Regions from separate parts of the Homo sapiens genome. Here region 2 is linked to region 1. A link is a loop called in an ENCODE intact Hi-C map of the cell type or tissue named here. Cell type or tissue: Calu3. All regions are shown on one strand. Links, peaks and the distances in the headings refer to the core of each region. The heading gives the core; the rest is flanking DNA. Region 1 overlaps CNBD2 (cyclic nucleotide binding domain containing 2). Region 2 overlaps DLGAP4 (DLG associated protein 4).

Region 1 (5,373 bases), core at 208-5,207:
ACACTGATGTAGGAGAACCCCTGACCTAAGGGAGGAATTTTCAAATTTTGGTAAGCATCCAGACATGTAGGGTGCTTCCTGAGGGAGGAATTCTCAAACTTTGGTAAGCATACAAACACATAGGGTGCTTTTTAAAAAGGCAGATTTGCTGTCTCACCCCAGAGATTGATTCATTAACTCTGGAATCTGCATTTGAGCAAGTGCTGTAGGGGATTCTAATGCAGGGGTGCTGAGCCTTCATTCTGAGAAAAATAATGCGGAAGTCACTAAAGGACAGCAAGGTAGGGAGCTCTTGGCCAGAAGATGAATCTGGTTTGTTCCTTACAGTGTTTTATTAAAATCTGATTTAATCATCAATGTGAAGATTTTATATAAAAATTCTGATTTCTGGCTTTTGAGAATTCAGAGGATCAGGCAACAACAAGCCATATTTTGGTACAGCACCCCCTCCCCCACCCCCCGACCCTGGTTGGAAATGAAAAGCACCAGCCCCCTCTAAAGGACTGCTCTTTTCTCTCTTTTTTTTTCCTGCCTGGCCAGCGTTTTTTGAGTGTTCATCTCTGGGAGGGAGATCAAGCTGTCCCGACTCCTGTAGTTTACTCATATTACCACTAGAGGGCAAAATCAGCTGCGGGTGGCTGGACACCCCTGGGACCTCAGAAAGCTAGAGAAGATTTCCTGATGGCATCGAAAACTTAATGCACACTTTCAACTCATTTCTAACAGTTTATCACTGGGGGACACATAGTGGAACTGTTCTCTCCATAGATGCAATTAAAGACCTACTAAATACTTGAGGAAACCGGGCTCATGTTGTTTCTCTGGCACCTGCAGTTCCCCTATAGCTCAAAAAAAAGAAAAAAAAAAGTATGCAGTAAAGATTTCAAATCTAAACTTTACAGCTTCATAAATTTTTATATATGTATACACCTGAGTGATCATTACCCAAATCAAGATAAAAAACATTTCCACTACTCCAGAAGGCTCTCCTGTGCTCCTTCCTAGACAAAATCCCCCCACAAAGCTTAATACTCTTAAGACTTATGTCACCACAGGTTACTTTTGCATGTTTTTGAACTTCATATAAATGGAATCATACAGTGTGTATTCCTTGTTTCTGACTTCTTTTGCTCAACTGAATATTTGTTATTTTTAATTTTATAAATTATGGTGTGCATAGAATAATATGTGACCATTAAACATGATACTATAGAACCATATTGTTTGGCATGAAAAGAGGTATTTGATATATTATTGAGTTTCTTAAAAAGTTACAAGAGTCTGTTTTATGTAAATGAATTCGTTGATGAAAAATTGTAGATATACATCTTATATGTTCATAGAGAAAAGTTTGAAATAATATTCACTAATATGTTACTACTAGTTATTTCTGAGTGTCAGGATTAATGTAGTTTTTATCTCTATGTTTTTATGTCTGGTTTGAATATTTTTAAACTTTCAATTTTGGAATAATTTTAAATTTATAAAAAAATTATAAGAACAGTACAAAGAACTCCTGTAGCTGGAACTACAGGCATGCACCACCATGCCCAGCTAATTCAGCTAATCTTTTTTTTTTTTTTTTTTTTTTTGGAGACAGAATTTCACTCTTCTTGCCCAGGCTGGAGTGCAATGGCATGATCTTGGCTCATGGCAACCTCCGCCTCCTGGGTTCAAGTGATTCGATTCTCCTGCCTCAGCCTCCTGAGTAGCTGGGATTACAGGCATGCGCCACCATGCCCGGCTAATTTTGTTTTTTTTTGTTTGTTTGTTTTGTTTTGTTTGAGCCAGAGTTTTGCTCTTGTTGCCCAGGCTGCAGTGCAATGATGCGATCTTGGCTCACTGCAACCTCTGCCTCCTGGGTTCAAGCGATTCTCCTGCCTCAGCCTCCCGAATAGCTGGGATTACAGGCATGTGCCACCACACCCGGCTAATTTTGTATTTTTAGTAGGGACGGGGTTTATCCATATTGGTCAGGCTGGTCTCGAACTCCCGACCTCAGGTGATCTGCCTGCCTCAGCCTCCCAAAGTGCTAGGATTACAGGCGTGAGCCACAAGGCCGGCTTAATTTTTGTATTTTTAGTAGAGACAAAATAATTTTGTGTTGCCATGTTGGCCAGGCTGGTCTTGAACTCCTGGGCTCAAGTGATCTTCCCACATCAGCCTCCCAAAGTGCTGGGATTACAGTCCGTGAGCCACCGTGCCTGGCTTATATTTAGTTCTTATGCTTCTTCAGTTACTTGAACTTCGTATGGTGAGTAAATAACATTTTCATTTAAAAAAAAAAAAAGAAAAAAAAAAAGCACCAGGCTGGGCGTGGTGGCTCACACCTGTAATCCCAGCACTTTGGGAGGTCGAGGCAGGCAGATTGCTTGAGGTCAGGAGTTCGAGACCAGCCTGGCCAACATGGTGAAACCCCGTCTCTACTAAAAATACAAAAATTAGCCGGGCATGGTGGCACATGTCTATAATCCCAGCTACTCAGGAGGCTGAGGCAGGAGAATCGCTTGAACTCAGGAGGCAGAGGTTGCAGTGAGCCGAGATTGCCCCATTGCTCTCCAGCGTGGGTGACAAAGTGAGACTCCATCTCAAAAAAAAGAAAAAAGAACCTGAAACCACTTGCATTAAGCAAATAAAACAAAATGGGATAAGATGCAATTAAGAGAGATTTTCTTCAAAGCCTGGCCTACCTGGAGCCTTAGGGGTTAACCCTTTTCCTATGTCCCTTGCTGTGTTCAGGGCAGCTGTGAAGTCCTGCGGCTGTTGGACCTTGGGGCCTCCCCTTCCTACCGTAGATGGATCTGGCAGCACCTGGAGCTGATAGATGGCAGACCTCTGAAGACCCACCTGAGTGGTAAGCTGCCTTGGCCTGTCTGACAGCAGGGGGCGCCTGGGCCTGTCCTGTTTCCAGTTCCCAGCACATAGAGCCTTAGAAATCTAGTCAGCCAGCCTGACAGCGTATATCATCTGCACCCTTCTACCAGCGGTGGAAACCCAGTCTGCAAGGCCCTGCCCTCCTTTCCAGCCTTTTTTTTTTATTGAGCCTTTTCCCTTTTGCTGTTTAGGTTCTCCCACGTGACCATCAACTCCTTGCCTCACATATCCCCCACCCTTTTTTTCACCCAGCTCTCTTCTGCTTTTTAAAATTTATTTATTTATTTGTTCATTCTGTCTCTGGATTTGCCTGTGATGGACTTTTCATATAAATAGCATCATACATTATTTGGCTTTTTGCATCTGACTTCCTTCACTGAGCACCATGTTTTCAAGGTCTATTTATGTTGTAGCAGATATCATTTCTTCATTCTGTTTTATGGCTGAATAATATTCTAATGTATGCATATACCACATTTTTTTTGTCCACTTATCAGTTGGTGAACATTTGGATTGTTTTCACTTTTTGGCTGTTTTGAATAATGTTGCTATGAACATTTGTATGCAAGTTTTTGTGTGAACATATTTTTCAGTTCTCTTGGGTATTACCTATATGCCTAGGAGTGGAATTTCTGGGTCATATGGTATCTTAGTCAGTTTTCTATTTCTATAACTGAATATCTGAGACTGGGTAACTTATAAAGAAAAGAAATTTATTTCTTATAGTTCTGGAGGCTAGGGAATCTGAGGTCGAGGGGCTGCATCTGGTGAAGGACTTCTTGCTGGTGGGGACTCTTCAGAGTCCCGGGGCAGCAAAGGGCATCACATGGAGAGGGAGCACTTCTGTCTTTGAGATCTTAGACTACACATTCTTCCTTGAAGAAGTCTTCCTGGTTTCTCATGCTGGACCAGATCTTCCATCCTCTGCTATATGCCATTCTAGTACCCTTCAAGTACCATTCAAGTACTCTTCTGTGTTATATAACCCCACTGAAATCATACAACTGAGTCTGAAATGCTTATTAAACATCTGTTTCCCTTGCTAGAATATAAGCTCTATGAAGGCTTTGCATTCCCAGGGCTTCGTATTATGCCTGGCATCTAGCAGGTGCTCAGAAGTGAATTACAGAGTTAATGGATAAACATATTTTGGCTGCTGTGTGTGGTTTGGACACATCCTAGGCTGTGAATGTATGCGCACTCTCCACAGCCTTATCCCAACTCAGTAACAAGTATGAATAACAGTGATCATTTATTGAATTCTAATTGTATGTTTATTATATTGGGCTTGACTGTTTATACATATTGCATAATTCTCATAATAGCTCTCTTTTTGTTTTTTTTTTTTTTTTGGAGACAGAGTCTCACTCTGTTGCCCAGGCTGGAGTGCAGTGGTGCAGTCTCAGCTCACTGCAACCTCTGCCTCCCAGGTTCAGGCAATTCTCCTGCCTCAGCATCCCGAGCAGCTGGGATTACGGGCACATGCCACCATGCCCGGCCAATTTTTGTTTTTTTAGTACAGATGGGATTTCACTGTGTTGGCCAGGCTGGTCTCGAACTCCTGACCTTAAGTGATCCGACTGCCTCGGCCTCCCAGAGTGTTGGGATTACAGGCATGAGCCACCGCACCTGGCCTAATAACTCTTTAAGAAGGTACGATTGTACCATCTGACACATGAGGAAACTGGCTCATAGGGCAAATAAGTAGCAATGTAGGACTGTAGAGTTGGGATTCTAACCCAGGCACAACTGGTTCCAAAGCCCAGACTTTCTTCTCTTCATAAATATCTCCAGCCTTCTTCATTCTCCATTTCCTGTTGTTGGACATAGACGTTGTCAAGTAGCAGCCTCTAGAACTGGCCAGGGTGATAACCAGGCTTGCTGATTCTAGGGTAGTATTGTTTCCATTCACAGCTCTGTAATGGCATTTTTATTTATTTTTTTCCCCTTCCATCCTCTGCAGATCTTTTTGTGTCACCCACTTGGGTCAAGGACCCCAGCCCTCAACAGATATTTGCAGTGGCTCAGATGTCTTATCTCTTACCTCCTGCTCAGTACTGGCATGCTTCCCCCCACTTCCCTTGAGATTGTAATCTGTGTATCCTGGGGCCTCCTCCCCAAGGATTGCCTTATAGATATAGCAGTCCTCCTGAGATTAGAACTGAGGCCAACACAGGGTGGCGAGGAGAAGGGCGGAAAAAGGAGAGGTTGGAGCTGAACAGAGCTGGGTTTGAGTCCCATTTATTAGCTGGGTAGCTTTGGTGAGTACTCAAAGTCTCTGGGCCTGGTTTCTTCATATCTACCTTGGGTAGTGTCATGGTTAGCAGCATAGGCTTGGAGTCCACTGCTTCTGTTTGAATACAGGGTCCTTCTCTTATTAGTGATGTGATACTGGGCAAGTGGGCCCTATGTCTAAGTGCACCAGTGCCCTCAGAGTCTGTAAAATGTAAATAATGGTCCGTACCTCGTAGGATTGTAATGACATTAAGCAAATTAATA
Region 2 (5,373 bases), core at 258-5,257, 440 kb after region 1:
CCAGCTACTCGGGAGGCTGAGACAGGAGAATCGCTTGAACCCGGGAGGCGGAGATTGCAGTGAGCCGAGATCGCGCCACTGCACTCCAGCCTGGGCGACTGAGCGAGACTCCGTCTCAAAAAAAAAAAAAAGAAAGAAAGAAAAAGAAAAGCCCCGCCCGCGTGGAAGCCCCTCCCAGAGGCTTTTCTCCCCACTTCGGGTGAGTCCCGCCCACTTGTGAGCCCTCCAGGGGAAAACCTCTTTCAGTAAGTACAAGTCCCGCTCACCCGCAAGCCTCGTCCCCTAGGTGAACCCCTCTTAGTTCTGCCCCTACCCCAGGAGTCCCGCCTTCCTCCCATTCGGCTGTTCCCCCGGAGATCCCAGCCCACAGATGAATCCTGTCCCTCAGCTTCAGATCCAGGTGAACTCACTACTATAATGATCCAGGCCCCCTAAGTGAACCCGCCATCAGGTTAGCTCCCTCCATGAGATCCTCAGGTTGGCCCTGCACTCTGATGAATTGACCTCGAAGAGCCCGGCCAATTGGAGAACTACCCCTTGAGCCCCACCCACAGTTCAGCCCTGACCACAGGTGAGCTGCATCCTTTGGTAAACCCCGATCATGAAAGCCACACTCGGGTGATAGGTCCAGGTAAACCCCTCCCACAGGAGCCACATCCCCAGGTAAGTTCCACTCCCAGAGGGGAACTGTCCCACGGGATCTTGGTCTTCAGGTTAGGAGAACCTGCCCTGAGTGAGTGCATCACCTGTAACAGCACTGCCTAGGGAAGGCCAAAGCCCGCTCTACCCTTGCTCCTGTAACTGATCCCTGTGGGGAGTTCCGAGATGGGGGAGGGAGGTGAATCCAGAAGCCAAAGAGTGATAGACAGACTTTTCCTGTCCCAGTGCCTGCCTGGAATTCACCAGCCAAGCCCCATCGTGTTGCTGTAAGGCTTGGAGGAGTTAGAGGGAACAAGCTTCTCCCTAGATCTTCAACTAGGGGGGACAGGAGCCAAGGCTTCATGGAGGAGGTGGCCTGGGAAGACTGAGACAGAGGGAAGAGAACAGGTCAGGTGACACTGGTACCTAGGCAGGAAGAGGGCAGTGTTCTCAGAGCAGCCAGGAGTCTAGTTGACTGGGCAGAAGATAGAGAATGGCCTCCAGGTTGGAATTAAGGACACCACCAGACAATCCCAGGTCTGCCCTTTTCTGAACCTTAGTTTCTCCATCTTTTTTGTGGGGATGTGGGGAACAGGGTCTCGCTATGTCGCCCAGGTTGGAGTGCAATAGTGCAATCATGGTTCACTTGTCGACCTCCTGTGCTCAAGCAGTCCTCCCACCTCAGCATCCCGAGTAGCTGGGACTACCAGCATGGGCCACCATGCCCAGCTAATTTTTTTAAATAATTTTTTGTGACCAGGTGCAGTGGCTCACGCTTGTAATCCCTGCACTTTGGGAGGCCAAGGCAGGCAGATCATTTGAGGTCAGGAGTTTGACACCAGCCTGGTCAACATGGCGAAACCGCATCTCTACTAAAAGTATATAAATTAGCAGATTGTGGCGGTGCATGCCTATAATCCCAGCTACTAGGGAGGCTGAGGCATGAAAATCACTTGAACCCAGGAGGCAGAGGTTGCAGGGAGCTGAGATCGTGCCACTGCACTCCAGCCTGGGTGACAGAGTGAGACTGTCTCAAAAAAAAATATATATATATATATAATATATATGTATGTATATGTATATATTGCTCTCCCCTTGCTCATCAGCCCTCACACTGTCCAGGCTGGCAGTGACTTCCATTTTTCCCTCTGCCACTGGATGACCTTCGCCAGTCTTTTTCCCTCTGGGCCTCAGTTTCCCAATCTGAATAATATATACATATATATGTATATATTGTAAAGATGGGGCCTCACTATGTTGCCCAGAGTGGTGGTGAACTCCTCCGCTCAAGTGACCCTTCTGCTTTGGCCTCCCAAAGTGCTGGGATTATAGGTGTGAGCCACCACGCCTGGTCAGTTTCCCCATCTTTTTTTTTTTTTTTTTTTTTTTGAGACAGAGTCTTGCTCTGTCGCCCAGGCTGGAGTGCAGTGGCACAAACTTGGTTCACTGTAACCTCCACCTCCCGGGTTCAAGCAATTCTCCTGCCTCAGCCTCCCGAGTAGCTGAGCTGACCTCAGGTGAGCTGCCCGCCTCAGCCTCCCAAATTGCTGGGATTACAGGCGTGAGCCACCGCACCTGGCCTAGTTTCCCCATCTTTAAGTGAAGGGGCTGAGCTGGAGGATCTCTAAGACCCCTTCTAGTACGGAGATCCTACAATCCGAGTGACCAGTAGGCATTAAGGTGGGAGAGGCAGGAAGCCTGGGGCTTAAGCCTAGAATTCAAGGGAAGCAATAATAATAACAGTAGTAGTAGTAGCAATAATAGTAACAGCTGCCGTCTGTTAGCACTTGTCCGCTGGCCACTGTGCCTGACCTGATATCCTTTAATCTGCACCACTGAATCCTCACTGCAGCCCCAGCAGGCAGGTAGCATCATCCCCATTTTAGAGATGAGGAAACTGAGACTTAAGTAAGGGGTAATGACTTGCCCAGGGTCACCCAGCTGAGAAAGCTGGATTCCAATCCAAACCCTTCTGTATCAGGGGCCTAAGCTATTGGATGCTTGGATTTTATCCCCAGAATGAGGACTGGGGGATGCCCAGGATCAGGTAGATGTAAGAAAGATTGAAGGGCTGGGGCCGTGGAGATAAGGGGTGAGTCTAGGGGCCTGATAGAAGCCACTCGAACATCGCAGCAGAGCTGATGCCCTTTGGGAGCCCTAGGCTGTGGAACTTGACCCACCTCTGTCGGGCCTCTGGAAATGTCCCAGACTTTCAAGGAGGAAGGAAAGGGGCTGTAGAATTGGGCAGGGCCAGCCTCGGGTTTTAAACAGTCAAATACAAGCTGGTGCTGCCACCCTGCGGCTGCAGCGGGCATCACAGGTGTGGACCACCTGTGCATCACAGATGGTCAAGGCCTCCAAAAGCTGGGTGAACAATGGGTGGGCTGAGCCCTGTCTGCTCCCCACTCCCCACCAGGAGTCTGGACCGCCTGGATTCAGTGGACATGCTGCTGCCCTCCAAGTGTCCGAGCTGGGAAGAGGACTACACCCCCGTCAGCGACAGCCTCAACGACTCCAGCTGCATCAGCCAGGTGAGGGTGGCAGGGAGGCTGGAGAGTCAGGGGGCTTGGGTACTGATTCCCATCTGGGAGGAGGACACACGCCCAGGCCCAGCCCATGCTGAGTGGCCCCCAGATGTCTGCACTGTGCTTCTGTTTGGTCCTTGTTCCTGAAGCCTCCTGTGTGTGTCTCTGCCCCACCAACTGTCCTGTGGCTGGAGAGCACAGTTACGGGGCCTGACCCAGGACCCCACACCACCACTGTAAACACAGGCTGCCAGCGGGGCGCCTGTCACTTCTCATTGGGTTCAGAACCATGAGGATAAGGAACTGGAGACCTAGGTTCGAGTCCCAGTTTTGTCACTTGACAGTATGAACCCAGGATAGTCACCTCCCCTCCCTGAACCTCGGTTTCCTGATTTACCAGAGGAGGGTGAGCATTTCTATCTGGGGGCTGTTGAGAGGAATAAGTGGGATCGTGAAGGCGGTGTGCTCAGCAGAGGGTAGCTGCCTTCCTGGTTATTATTAGCATCTTTTGTGACCTCCAGCAAGTGACTGCTCACTTTGAACCTCTGTGCCACCTACTCAGTGGGCAGTTGTGCTCCCAGGCGCAGCCAGCCCTGCCTGTGTCAGTGAGGAGCATACTGGGCTGAACGTTGAATTTGCATGCCACCCTCTCAACCATCAGCTCCTTGAGCCCTTAACCACCCCCAGAGGTGGCCTTGTTATCCATATCCCCATTTCATAGGTGAGGCAACTGAGGCTCAGAGAGGTGAAGTCATCATGCAGCTAGGAGAAGACAAAGTTGGGCAGGGATCTGGGGCTGTCCAGCCCAGACCTGGACCTCAGCTCCTGCCGTGTACTCGGCACTTTAGGGTTTGCAAAGGGAGAACCAGGCAGGACTAAAAGGCACCCCCCATCGTGTGGATGGGGAGATGAGCCCCCCGAGAAGGCAGACACCTACTGGTAGTAGCAGTTAGGCAGTGGGGCGGCCAGGTGCGGGTCCAGCCTCCTCTCAGCAGGAACAGGCCACTGTGTGCAGGCCCAGGACCACGGCTAGAGGACTGCTTAGAAGGCTTTGGGACCCCGACTCCTCACAACTCCATTATTCCTGGCCTAGCCAAGCTCCTTCCCCAGCCCCTCAGACATGGGGAGGGGTAGAGTGCCGCAGCCCAGGGAGCCCCCTGCCCCTGCCCCCCTCATCCAGACTCCACCAAGTCACACCTGAACAGCCGTCCTCCAATCCATACTCAGTGGCCAGAGGGAGCTGTCAGAGCCACACCCCTGCTCCAGACCCTCCCTTGGCTCCCACCTCCCCCTGAGGGAAAGCCAGAGTCCTTACCTGGACCTGTGAAGCCCTGTAAGACCTAGGCCCTGCCTCCCTGTTGGATCCTGTCCCTTGCCCTGCTCCAGCCATGCCGGCCTCCTTTCTGCTCCTTATATACGAGTGTGCCATGTCATTCTGCTCCAGGCCCTCTGCATTTGCTGTTTCCTCTTCCAGGGGCTCTCTTCTCAAATCTTTGCACAGCTGGCTCCTCCTGGCGTTTCAGGTCTCTGCTCGAATGTCACTTCCTCAGAGAGGCTGCCTGTGATCACTTGTCTAAAGTAGCCTTCCCAGGCGCTGTTCCCTTACCCTGCTGTTCCCTTACCTTATCACTGCCTGGAACTAGAATCATTTGCTTATTTACTTAATGCTGTCTCCCTCTTAAAACTAGGATCTCCTGGGAGCGGAGGCCTTGCTGTCTTGTTCCCTGCAGTGTCCCCAGTACCTGGCACAGTGCCTGGCACAGGGCAGATGCTTAGTAGGTGTTTGCTGAATGGACGGCATCCCTCCCTGTCTCTCCCATCCCACCACGTTTTCTCGTCTCAGTCTTCCTGTCTGTGTCTGTCTCCGTCTGTTTCTCTCTCTCTGTTCTCTCTCCCCTCATTCACATTTTTCTCTGATTCTCTCCAGCGTGTCTCCATCTCCATGTCTCTCTCTGTGTCTGTCTGTCTCTCTACACATCCCATCTCCACCCCCGCCTGGGCCTGGCACCCAGGACACCTTTGTCCTTTAACTACACAAAAAGGCTTATTAATCGGCCAGGCTGGGGGCCGCAGCAGGTCTCACCCACCACCCGCTGCCCAGTCCCAGTTCTCTCCTAGTCCAGGATCCTCTGACCCCTCACAGCCTCAACTCTAGAAGTTTGAGTGACCCAAGCCATATATTTGGCCCCAAAGTCAGAGATATTCTAGC

Evidence for each region. Peaks named below come from ENCODE experiments on the same cell type or tissue, not always from the same donor. Only the 100,000 strongest peaks of a DNase experiment are listed, where the experiment ranks them.
Region 2: a loop joins it to region 1, with 3 times the contacts of the local background. A loop is called at or near these places in 30 of 110 quality-filtered maps.

The regions. Positions count from the first base shown.
Region 1 is chr20:35,992,299-35,997,671 of GRCh38, forward strand. CNBD2 (cyclic nucleotide binding domain containing 2) reads left to right here. Exons shown (of 12, transcript NM_001365709.1): 8 at 2,740-2,854. Among named protein-coding and RNA genes, the nearest start is that of CNBD2, 26 kb to the left of the region's middle. In Calu3, for the core only: CTCF peaks have their summits at 577 (motif pointing right), 780 and 2,886 (motif pointing right); DNase peaks (open chromatin) are centred at 613 and 2,893.
Region 2 is chr20:36,436,699-36,442,071 of GRCh38, forward strand. It overlaps DLGAP4 (DLG associated protein 4), which reads left to right. Exons shown (of 13, transcript NM_001365621.2): 5 at 3,056-3,170. Among named protein-coding and RNA genes, the nearest start is that of MYL9, 100 kb to the right of the region's middle. RefSeq lists a silencer at 4,777-4,974. In Calu3, for the core only: a CTCF peak has its summit at 2,935 (motif pointing left); a DNase peak (open chromatin) is centred at 2,923.